2 separate regions of the Mus musculus genome follow, and region 1 is linked to region 2. A link is a loop called in an ENCODE intact Hi-C map of the cell type or tissue named here. Cell type or tissue: gastrocnemius. All regions are shown on one strand. Each heading gives the region's core, and the rest is flanking DNA. Links, peaks and the distances in the headings are about the cores only.

Region 1 (6,255 bases), core at 499-5,498, 73 kb after region 2:
CATTTCCACATCTCTGTTGATCACTGCTCGTCATCAAAGGAAGTCAGGACAGGAACCCAAGCAGGGCAGGAACCTGAAGGCAGGAACTGTCGCAGAGGCCATGGAGAGGTGCTGCTTACTGGCTTGCTCCCATGATTTGCCTCAGCTTGCTTTCTTATAGAATGCAGGGCCACCAGCCCAGGGATGGCACCACTCACAATGGGCTGGGCCCTCCCCCGTCAATCACTAATTAAGAAAATGCCTTATGCTGGATCTTATGGAGACATTTTCTCAGTTGAGGTTCCCGCCTTTCAGAGACTCTAGCTTGTGTCACGCTGCCATAGAACTAGCCAGAGCCGCTGCACACTGGAAGCCTGGGAAAGTCTATTTAATAAGCCCCAAACATGGCGGCTGTTTCTTCGGAGAGAAGAAAACAGCGGCTTCTCAGATTCCTGCTGTTCTCCATTAGACACTTCAGGCTGGAAAAGGTGGAACTTTAGGGAAGGTGCACACATTACCAGGTTGTTTTCTAGCTCTAGTGGTGGTCAGCGCCACAGTCAGACACTACCAAATAGGGGGTGGGTGGTAGCCGGGGAGGTGGCTCAGTCTGTACAGTGAGTGCCGTGTAAGTCTGAGCACCCAAGTTCAGATTCCCGGAACCCATCTTAAAAAGCAGGGTGTGGTGGTGTGTATTTGTGATCCCAGCCCTGGGGACACAGAGGCAGGGAGATTCCTTGGACCTCTCTGAGTATCTGGGAAACATCTGTGTGCAGAAGTGACCAACAAGTTCTAGCCTCTCAGGTGAGCAGAAGGTCAGAACCCGGACTGTGAAGTGCACAGTGGGCCCGCTGAGTGATGTAACTAACGGGTCCCTTGGCAGACCGGTCCAATGTGACTACACAGTTAAAACAAAACGTCAGAGAAATCGGGAGAACCTGCAGCCCAGCCCTCCAGTGGCATCAAGGACTAAGGTGGGTGGGTGGGGCTTGTGAGCTGGGGAGCCACAGTCTGGATGCATCCATCTGTAGACTCTCCCCCAGAAGGCAAACCCAGGGCAGTTTTCCGATTTTCTGCATTTGATCTAGAATGTGGACTGCAACCCCTTTGGGAGTTGAACAACCATAGGGTCACAGGGTCACCTAAGACTGTCTACGTATCATATATTTATGTTATGATTCATAACCATAGCAAAATTGCAGTTGTGAAGTAGCAATGAAAATAATTTTATGGTTGGGGGTCACCACAAGAGGAACTGTATTAAAGGGTTGTAGCATTAGGAAGGTTGAGAACCACTGGCTTAAAGACTTCTCCTCCCTCCTTAATTCCTGAAGGACAGGGATGATAAAGACTATAAATTTTAAGGAACCCTTACATTTTCAAAAAAACTCCTACGGCTGTGTGCAGGCAGCCGACAGAATCAGCCCAGCTGATAGGATGATTCCGTAGACTCCCTTAGGACTGCTTCCCATGTCCCGGCCACGCTGTGCCTCCTGCCGAGCCCTGTCTGGGTCAGTGTTCAGAAACAGTGTGCCCTTTGCCTCATTTTCTTCTGTACCATTTACCTGCTGTTCCTATCCCGTAGGCAAGCCAGCTTTGTCACCACGAGGGCCACGAGCAGAAGGGTCACCACACTGATAAGGATGTGCTTGTGTGAACCCCATCCAGGCACGAGGCCCCTGCCAGCTGTTTCAGTGACCACTTGCTGACCTGCACCAGGCTCCTCTTCCTAGCCCTGTCTGCTGTTCACAGCGTGGCTCAACTCTTGTGCTCACGTTTCTAATTACTATAGGCGTTTTAGAATGTAAACCTTTTATAGTAAGGCTTGGGTCAGAGACAGCCCGTTGGGAAAAAGCCCTTGTCTGCTCATTGTCCCCATGCAAAGAGTAAACTTCAGCCTCTGTGTCTCCAGGGTCAGAAATAACAAGTGTGGATCAAAGATCCAAGTGTAGAAACCCGAAGTGAAAAACTCACAACAAGGGTCAGGGGAACGCAAGCTTTCTGCTCCCGAGGCAACAAGTAAGATTTCGGAATTATCAGGCGCCAGAAGCGTCATGCATTTGAGAAGAACATAGAGATGTGTGGCCTTCTGCGTCCCAGAGTTGGGGCCACAAACATCAGAGACTACGTTCTGAGCTCCTGTGGATTGTCTGTCTCCTTGTCATTCTTCCACGTACCTTACAGTACGGCACCTCCTGCATAGTGTCGCATTTGTCTAATCACCCCCAACAGCTTGTGCACGTGCAGGAGAATTGGCATCCATCCGATATACTGTATTGTTTACATGAGGGACATTAGAATTTACCTGCAGCTAAACCAGGGGTCCTGGAACCGTTCCCCTGACCCGCAGGGCAGCAGCCAGATCCATCTAAGTGGAAAAACCTCTGCTGTCAGAAGATACTGTTAGGGTGGAGTTGGGTCAAGGGTGGGGTGGATGTGTACACTACAGGGGCCTGACTGATGGCGGACCTTGTGCCTGCAATATGCAAAGGACCCTTGAAACTCACTAGGAGGGAAATACAACTGGTTGAAGAAAGAGCCAGGAGATTGGAGCACATCTCCCTAAGTGGAGGGCGGCAGATAAGGGCATGAGGAGGTACTGAGTCTCTGCAGTCACGGGCGTATAGACTCGCATGCAGATGCCATGGTCAGAGCGATGGCTGGGCAGACTTAGGTGCTGCCATCTGCAGTCAGGGCTGGGCACTGCTGTTGGCGTGGGGCATCTGGAACTTTGATGCACTGCCTGTGAAATGGTAGACACAATTTAGGGAACACTTCAGAGTTTTGTCCCTCCACCTGAGCAGTGTGGCAGAATCTGGTCTGTGACAGTGGTCTGTGTGAGTCTCCCGCACAATTATTTTCACAGCTGCAGGAACATCACCCTTGCTTTCTCCTCCATTGCAGCATCCGTGTACCCCACCCTGTGTAGGTACACATGGACTTTGTTTTCCTTTCTTTGCAGTTCAAATAATGTCACGGGAGAAAGCTTTGCGTACTGTGTCACAGTGTGTCACATAGCACGTCCCCAAGACTGGACTAGCCTGAACTCTGAAGGGTAGGAGTTCCAAGGGGTTGTGGAGATCCTGCTAGCCTCCTTCCCCGACCTTAGGTAGATGCTGGTCTGCCACATGACTAGGCCGTTCGGCGTCTATGTACCTCTCACCTCTCTTCCCTAGCCAGATTGGCATTTTAACGTCTGTTTGAGGCTTTGCCCTCTTTCCATTTTAACCTGCTAGTTTCTGTTTCAGGATTTCTGACTGTGAGGAATCGGTTCCTTGTCTGAATGTTTCCATTGGCAATGCTTTTCTCTTGTTTGCTGGTTTCCCCCTTTGTCTTCTTAAGCTTTACACAGTTTGGTTTTGATAGCGCACAAGCATGCGTTACTGGTTCCAGTTATTATGAGCAAGTGCCATTGTCTGGGCCCACTCACGTGTCTGGTCAGCCAGACTGTGTAGGACAGCTGGGTGGGGAGGCCCGGTTCCTGTGCCCGGCATCCTCCCGCAGGCTGGTGCTGACACAGGGCCAGAAAGAAGAACACCTGCGGGTAGAGCCCAACCCTGGCTGGGTCTGCACACGAGTGCTTTCACACATGGCGGGAGCATCATTGCTGTGGCTGTAAGCAGGAGCAAGAGCAGCCTGGTCAGGGAGGGTAGTGACAGTCTCCACAGCCTGAGGTGGGTGCAGTGTGGAGGGAGGAGCTGCCAGGATCCAGGCTTTGCCCCTCTCAGCTCATGCACACCTCTCACGTGACCACTGAGCACGTGACTGGGCCTGTGATCTGTGTCACCATAATCACCCACAGGAGATTAGTGACTGAGGAGCGGGTTCCTGTTTTCAGGTGGCATGTATTCACTCTACGTGATTAGGGTTCTGTTGATATTCTGTGTATGTGCCTGTGTGTGTGTGTGTGTTGTGTGTGTGGTATAAGTGTGTGTATGTTGTGTGTGTATTATGTGTGGTATATGTGTATATGTGGTGTGTGTGCAGTGTATGTGTATGTGTGGTGTGTGTGGGTATATGTGTGGGGTGTATGTGTGGTGTGTGGTATATGTATATGTGGTGTATATGTGTGTGGTATAAGTATGTGTATATGTGCGTATGTATGTATGTGGTATATAAGTATGTATGTGTGGTATATATGTGTATGAGTGTGTATGTGTGTGCATGTGTGTGGTATGTGTCTGGTGTGTATGTGGTGTATTTCAGTGTGTGGTATATGTGTATGTGTGTGTATATATTGTATATGTGTATGCATGGTATGTGTGTGTATGAGTGTGTGTGTGTGTGGTGTGGTATATGTGTATGTGTGGGATGTGTGTGTATGGTGTACTTTGGTTGTTTCCCTCTTTTGTCCCCCTTTCTTTCCTGGTAGTCCACTTCCTCTTGTAGGGTAGTCCCTTCTGCATGTCCCCCCTTCCACATGAGAGGAGCACGTGAGCAGGCCAGCATGCAGTGTTTGTCTTTCTGAGTCGAGCTTATTTCCCTTAGGGTGACATCTCTAGCTCCATCCACCTTGTGGCAGATGCCATGATTTCGCTCCTCTTTATGGCCAAATAGCACCCCAGTGTATGCCTATCACAGGCCCTCTTTATCTGTTTCTCTGCTGATGGCACCAGTGCTGAGGCCATGGCGTGGCTGTTGTGACTGTTGCTACAGGAAGCACATCTGTGAAGGCATCTCTCTCATCTGCTCCTGTATTCCTGTGGGCGCCATAATGAGTGGAGTGCCTGGGTCACAGGGGAGATGCACAGTCCCCTTGGTGTGCTCCTGGGTAAGCACAGCCCCCAACCCCCAGCGGTGTAGAACTCAGAGGATGGGCTGGCACTGTGGCAGGGATGGTACTGCCCTGTCTTCCGGCCTGCCACCCATACACTCAGCAGCCTAGCTAAGGGGCTGGTCGTGAGATGTGGGCAGAATGGAAACGCGCCAGCCTTAGGCTAACCTCCAGGTGTGCTCCAAAGGAGTTCAAAATATCAAAGCGCAAAAGCATGAGCCCAAACTGCAGCCTTGCCAACCCATGAACTACCTCTGAGTTTCCCACGATGCTGCGCTCATCTGGGGAGCCGAGCTTCGGAAAGGGAACTGTGGATGGGGAGGGTGGGGGCTTCCCTTTTGGCGGTGCGGCCTGGGGTAGGCACAGGGAGCTGGCACTCGTGTTAGGCATGGGTTTTCCCATGTGGTGGTTTAGGTGAGGATTAAGGTGCTCGGTGGTCCATTTTGTTCCTGTGTTTGATTAAACTGTAGAATGTTGTTTGCCTTGCTTTTCTGTTTTTCTTGAGATATGACTCAGAGTTTTGAAAACCTGACCAGTAGTTGGATATGGTTTACAAAAATAATGTTTCCAGTAAGTTCGAGTTGCCTCATCTTGCCAGACTATGCCCCAGAGAATGCTCACCCAGCTTTCTTAATGCAAAGCAGTTGCGGACTGCCTCTGTAGGAAGACTTTCCTGTGCAGGCATCCACAGAGAGCCTAGTGGTTTCCCTGGTGACCAGTAGCCCTGACTGGTCGGTCCATCCCGGTGACCCCTGGAGCTTGGTGCTTGTGGACATTTGCTCGTTTTGCTCTCTGTTTTTCGGCCGGCAACTCCACGTGGACTGTTCCCAAGCACATGACCTCAGAGAGTTCACAGTGACAGTGTGACAATGGCCAGGCCTTAAAGCAATGCATAGTAGGGAGGGTATGTTTCCATGCAGTGTGTGAGGAGCAGGCTGCCCCCCAAGAGGCGCAGATGACGCCCCTCTCCCCTCCAGCAGCGCTTGCTGGCTGATCTGAGCTCAGCTCTTCACTCAAAGCTTTCTGCCACTGTCCGTGACATTCCAGGGCTGCCGCAGTCAGTTTCAGACTTTCCCTTCGTTATGCTCGCTGAGCCTCTGTCCATCCAAGGAGAACTAGATGGGGAGTTGTGAGGCCCTGGCCCCTGATGGTGAGGTAAAGCAAGAGACCCCGATCTCCCACCATCCACTCGTGAACACGCATACGCGTGTGTGCACACACGGTTTGGTCACTGCAGTTCTTCGAGCCTAGGTTTTCAGTGTGACACGTGAGCACAGTGACAGCTCGGCCTTCTGGGATTGTCACGGACGTAGCTGTGTGGTGTGTAGGCAGCTCTCATCAGATGCTAGTTTGTGTTCTTGATAATTCTGCTATTCCAGAATCCTGCGGTTTTCGCTGTATGACCTACTTTTGTTAGGAAAAATTAAACTCTTCATGTCTTCATCTCTGAGTCATTGTTTGGTGGTATTTTGGAAACATTAATTTTTTTCCATGTTCCTTTTTTC
Region 2 (6,255 bases), core at 728-5,727:
TGTGGAGGAAAGCTTTGTCAGACTTTGCCCACTCAGTCTGATGCTAGTGGTACCTACGTTTGTTTTGCCCTTTATCAGTTGAGTGAGGAATTTATAGAGTGAATTTTTAGCTCATTTTTTTATCTTGTTGAATTTTGCTAAATACTTTTTCTGGGATGATCTTGGCTTTTCTTGCTTTTAGTTTGTTAGTGTGATGAATTATTTTAAATGCCTTTCAGTAATGACCCCCACCTCTATCTCTGGAAGTAAATTCCAACCGGTTGGGATAGTTTTTATGTATTGTTGGAGTTGATATGCTTATATTTTATTTGCATCTATATTTACGAGAAGTACTGGTGTTTAGTTTTCCGTTCCTGTAATCTTTGTCCAGTTCAGTGCTAACCCTGTAGACTTGGGTAGGACATGGTGCTTCTGTTTCTGATTTTCATAGAGACTTGAGAAGTGCTCTTTGATAGAGGCTTTTCAAATTATTCATCTTATAGCAAAACAAAATAAAACAAAACACCATTTTGGGGGACTGGGAGATATAGCTTAGGGTGTGAAGTGCTTACTGTGTGCATGTGAAGCCTGGGTCCGGACCGTCAGAAGCTATCCAAATGCCCGCTGGCATTAGTGGCTGTAGGTTTTGTAATCTCATCGCGTTAAGAGGCGGAGAGAGGGAATCTTAGAGCTGAGCTAGCCAAAGCTGGCTGACTCTTGGTTTAGATGAGAGACATCAGCCTTGGTTCCACAGACAGACACACATATGTTGGTGTATTTGTTTTATTATTTTGTTGGGTTCTTCTACATCTTCCTTCCTTCCAACTTTTAGTCCACCATAATCCCTCCCAACCCCCAACACTAGGTGGGAAAGAAAGCTTAGAGGGGAAGGGGGCATAGATCTCTTTCAGCTAACAAAATCTACTACTTCTTGCTGATTAAAGGCGTTGGGTTCCTTGAGGCAAGTCCAGTTTTCATTGTCAGGATATCCAGCAGCCCAGCAATAGCAAATGCAGGGGTAGCAGCACCCACCTTCTTTGGAGCACTGGCGCCCCTCTTGGGACTCTGGTATTTATTCTCTTTCCAGAATCCTCAGAGTTAGACTGCCTGCAGCAGGCAAAAATCATGGCCCTTTTAGAGTACAAGACAATCATAGTTGGCAGCTGTGGACAGACTGAAGCAGCACATATCCCCCACCTGGGATTAAACCAAAACAATAGAACTGGGTTTTTAAAGAAACCAAAACTCGCACCACATACACACACTCACTCACTAACTAATGCGCACGCATACATGCACGCACATGTTTTTGTTTCGTTGAACTTTCTGGGCTGATTTTTGGTTCCCAGTGTTGTGGATTCTGGTGCCTTTTGCCTCTCTGTTCCTTTGCATTTAGTTTGCTCTCCTTGTTCTTTTAAGATAGTTTTGCTGGCCTGGAATTAAGGTCTTGTTTCAGCCTCCAGAGTGCCCAGGCTACAGGAGTGCACTACTACGTGTATTAAGGTCTTTTCACCCCCAGTGTGTCTGTCCTACTGATGTTCCCTTGAGCTTGAGAAAGCTCCGCTGTGACTGGGTGGAGCTTCTGCAGTCAGTGAGCTGCAGCTGGGCCCGTCTGCTGGTAGAAGTGAGTTTCTGGCTGCAGTGCTGTGAGGCATGGGTTTGTCTCTTCTCTACATAGCTCCGTTGGTTCTTCTTCGGGTGCAAGGGCATTGGAGATGATGATGTCTTAGAGGAGTGGGATCCCTGCACTATGGAAGGCTTTCTTTTGGGAGGCCGTGTCTTGCTCTGAATTCAGCTCCAGCTCCCTGCCAGCATGATTTATCTTAAACAAATGTGTCTTTAGAGCTAGACACCAAGTCTTGCTTATCATCTACTCTGATCATCGTATCTATCTACCTGTCCATCTATCAATTCATCCATCCATCCATCTGTCTGTTATTGGTGCTGGACCAAAGTTCATAAACTCAGGGAGGCTAAGTTCACATAGGTCAAGTGTTCCACCTGCTGAGCCATATCTCCAACCTGGATCTCTAGGTCCTTCAAGCCTGAAGTTACTTCTGAGATCATTGGTTATTTTGTATCACGTTTGTGCCTTCTGTTGTCTTGTTAACCGGTTTCTTCACCCTCAACCCTTGGTCTTCTGTATTTAGGTGTAAGTCTGTATCATTTTGGCCTCAGATAAAACAGAAACAAATTAAATCAAACGATACATAAAAGAACTACTTACCACAACCATGTGGGAGTTACTCTGGGGATGCAGGTGTGGGTCTTTATTGAAATGCATTTAAAGTAATTCACCACAGGGGCAGACTAAGCAAGAAAAACCACAGTTATCCCAACACACTCAGAAAAAGCATCTGACAAAATCCACCACGGGAAAAACTCATTCTAGAAACTGAAGAAAGAGTCCGCCACCTATATAGGGCAAAACGTGGACACCAGCAGCATCAGACTTGAGTGAGTAGGGCCGTGTAGAAAGGCAGGCTTCAGGAACCACAGAGCGGCTGCTCATGAGGTTGCATTATTGTCTAGCATGTTTGTACATTCTGTTGCCGTGTTCAGGGCTCCTTCAGCTCCACCCTCTCGGTGTTCGTGTGTGTCCTTTGCTTTTCCCATGAGGTGGCACCTAGCTATCCTAGCACTTTGGCTCCCTCTGCCCCACCTACTTAAGGCTGCTGCATTCTGGAGGAACCCCCCCAGGTCTTGTCTTTTGCTGTCCCGTTGAAGGTTGCACGTTGATACTGCTTTGATGACCAGAGTGGTTTTTGTCTGTGCCTCGCACGCCTAGAGCCTAACTGCTGTTTCACTGTCATGGCTTGGCTCCTTCCTCCTCAGCCCTTGTTCTGGTTTTGGTCTTTTCTTGGTTTTTGCTGCCTTGCTACTTTTCAGGTGGGTTTAGCAGCGCTGTGTTCAGAATCAGGGTGTGTTGAGTGGATGTGAGGGAACTGTGTACGAGCTTTGGCTTACTGTGTAAGGACAAGTTTAATTTGTTCAGGTCTACTTTTCGGTTTTCAGAATTGTAAGAAGTGTCTGCCAGTGTGAATTGCCCAAATCTTGCTAAAAGTCAGTCATTTAGTTATTCTTCTGGCCTCTCCTTTTTAGCTGTTTCAGAAATGTGATGTCTTCCCCTAAAAGCTTTTAGGAGTGTCTCCTTTCTGCTCCCTTCCTAATGGGCTATTTTTTATGGTATGTTTATTCTGTCTTTTTGGCTGGGTGGTGTTGGCATAATGCCTTTAGTCCTAGCACTTAGAAGGCAGTGGCAGGTGGATCTCAGAGAGTTGAAGGCCAGCCTGGTCTACAGAGTGAGTTCCAGGACAGCCAAGGCTACACAGAGAAACCCTGTCTCCAAAATCAAACAAAACCAAACCAACAAAGAATGTTTTTTATGGTAGTGGTGCTTTTTGTGTGTTTGTTGTTTTGGCTTTAATTGTTTCTCTTTTAAGGAATTGTTAAGTTCTAAGATGCCTGTTAGAAAAGCAGCTACAGGGCTGGAGAGGTGGCTCAGAGGTGAAGAGCCTTTATTGCTGCAGTGAGGACCCAGGTTCTGTCCTCAGCATCCACACAGCGGCTCACAACCTCCAGTTCCAGGGCATCTGATACCCTTTTTTTGTGGCATCCAAGACAACAGGTACCCATGTGCACACATGCCCAGTTTCTTTAGTGTTCACACCTTAGGAATGGGTGATAATTTCTAATGCTGGAAGCAGAGAGGATGGAGTTCTGTGGTTTGATGTTGTTACCAGTGGAGTTATTTTCTAAAATTATCTTTAGATGATTCACTGTTAATGTATCAAATGAAAATGTTGCTGAATTCATTAATTAGCTCTGTAGGTTTTTCATGGGCTCTCTGGGATTTCCTTCACAGGGGACCCTGTCCCCTGTCAGTGGACATAATCTTACTTCTCTCTTTCCCATCTTGAAGTCACCGTGCTCTTTGTCTCTCTCCTGCCACGATGCCTTCCCGAGGCTCTCAGCACCGTGCTGAGTAGCAGTGGGGCCTTATCTTGTTGTTCATCTTTGCTTGAAGACTGTCTTCCTGGAGTTTGATGTCAGCTCGGGTTTGCCCCGGTGTCCTTTGTCACATTGAGCTAAAGTCTTACAGGTTGTGTCTGTTGCTTTCTAATCAGAGGGCCCTGTGCCTGTCAGGATCTTCTCTTCAGTAGTAGAGATGGTCATAGGATTTCGAGCACTTGCTAGTGTTGCTTCTGTCAATGTGGCTCATCGCCTTGATTGGTGGGCGTTGCCTTTGGCTTGTGTGTAAGGTACGTATAAACCTAGTTGGTCTTTGTACTTTTAGATCTTGATATTTGTTAAATGATTCTGTCTGTCTTAGGGCTTCTATTGCAGTGAAGAGACACCATGACCAAGGCAACTCTTAAAAGGCAAACATTTATTTGGGGCTGGCTTATACTTTTAGAGGTTCAGTCTATTATCAACATGTCCGGAAGCATGGCATCCTGCAGGCAGGCAAGGTGCTGGAGAGTTTTACATCTTTTGCACTGGGCAGAGCTTGAGCATAGGCCCTCAAAACCCACCTCCACAGTGACACACACTTCCTCCAACAAGGTCACACCCACTCCAACAAGGCCACACCCACTCATGGTGCCACTTCTCATGAGCCAAGGCTATTCACACTAACACACTGTCAGAGTTTTTGGAAAACTGTGTGAAGGTACATTTTAAGGTCTTTGTCCCACCAGAAGTGTCTCTTACACTGCTAGTTGCTAAAGCCAGAAACCCAGTAGATACTGCTAGCCCTGCCTTCCAGGGTAACCAGCCCTCAATCAGGTTTGCATTCCCACATCTCGAATAAGTCTTGAATCTTTTCAGTTCCCTTGGTTTGTACTGGTGTCAGCCTCCAGATGGGCAGCCCTGCCCCGGGATCACATGAGTATGTGCATTGTGTAGAACCAGTTTCTGTTAGCTGCTACTCCTTGTTCTTAGGCTAAAGAGAACTTTGATCTTGGCCTGCAGCCGTTTTTTGACCTGTGCTGACTTCTTTACTTGGTTGACCGCTTGCTCTTCTCACCCCTCCCATCATGCACTCTCCGTGGCTGCTTTGTGCTTCCTTCTGTGTGTCCTCTGCCCCGAATTCAGTCTCTCTATTATTCATTTTTCATGTATGTCAAAATATCTGTATTGTACAGAGATAATGTAAATAAGGAAGGAGTTGTTTTTGGGCTAGTGGCTTCAGAAGGTTCATTCCTTGGTGGTTTGAGCCCACCATGCATTTCGGCAGAACACCTTACTGGTAGGAATGTACCGTGGAGGAAGCTGTTTCTCCTCCTGGAGGACTGTGAGCTGAGGGAAGGAAGATAGGAAGGGGCCAGGGAAGATATAACCCCACACTCAGTGACCCATTTCCTCCAGCCAGGCCCCCCCCCCCCCCCCGTCTTTGCTACTTTCTCATAATGCCATCACACTAAGACTCTATCGGGGGTGCCTTCATTCCCGTCAGTAATTCATAAACAGGCAGGGGTGGTCACAGCCACCCCTAGAGGTGTCCTTCAGTAGTTCTGGGCATATCTTAATCCAGTCGAGCCTCTTTCCAATGGTTTCCTCTTTCCTACCTGCTCTTCCTTCTGGCTCCTCTCAGCAGTGCCTGGAGGAACCTTTCCTTGACCATCTTCCTTTGCCCCAGGCCATGCCAACCTGACCAGAATCACCAGGTGATTGGTGGGTATTTCAGGTGCCACTGAGCACTGTCGTGTGGGCTCAGCACATCTGGCCCGAGCTGCTAACTTTTCTTGACATGGAAACCGAAGCTTGGATGTAGTGCAGCCACTTAGGTGTGGAGTCAGAGAGCCACCTACACGATAACGGCAAATCCTTAACCTCTGCAGCCTACCTGGGGCCGAATGCTGGCTACCTGTCAGGTTGCTATGGGATCAGTGAGCTAGCATACCCAAGGCTGTAGGCCCTGTTGGACCACAGCCCTCAGTCACTGCAGAAGGCCTTCAAACGGTCACAGCCTCAGGCCCTGCAAGCTTGTCTCCACCCCGAGGGGCATCTGGACTCTGGACGTGTGCATCTTGCTTTGATTTAAGTCAGGAACAGATAAGGCCCACACCCAGTGCTGGAGAGGGCATTTCTGACTCCCAGTGGACGTGTGTGCTTAGGGGGAAGGTCGAGTGCAGGTGGATAGACCCGCAGAGCTAAGAGTTAAGGCCACTGAATTTGGGTATTTTGCAAATAAGGGATTTTACATAAGTGGTGAATCCTGTGCTCGGACCTGCTGCAGCTGGGGTGGCCAGCTTGGTTTAGATGAGTGTTCAA

The links. Hi-C counts contacts between places; a loop is a spot of excess contacts. Peaks named below come from ENCODE experiments on the same cell type or tissue, not always from the same donor. Only the 100,000 strongest peaks of a DNase experiment are listed, where the experiment ranks them.
Region 1: it touches region 2 in a loop (1.8-fold over the local background); 6 of 42 quality-filtered maps call a loop at or near these places.

What each region holds. Positions count from the first base shown.
Region 1 is chr13:52,846,920-52,853,174 of GRCm38, reverse strand. The region is part of intron 6 of Auh (AU RNA binding protein/enoyl-coenzyme A hydratase); the gene reads left to right. Among named protein-coding and RNA genes, the nearest start is that of Gm33315, 21 kb to the right of the region's middle. In gastrocnemius, for the core only: a CTCF peak has its summit at 2,675 (motif pointing left); a DNase peak (open chromatin) is centred at 3,506; H3K27ac peaks cover 1,619 bases.
Region 2 is chr13:52,919,927-52,926,181 of GRCm38, reverse strand. All of the region lies in intron 1 of Auh (AU RNA binding protein/enoyl-coenzyme A hydratase), which reads left to right. Among named protein-coding and RNA genes, the nearest start is that of Auh, 6.6 kb to the left of the region's middle. In gastrocnemius, for the core only: no CTCF peak of the experiment used is centred there; no DNase peak of the experiment used is centred there.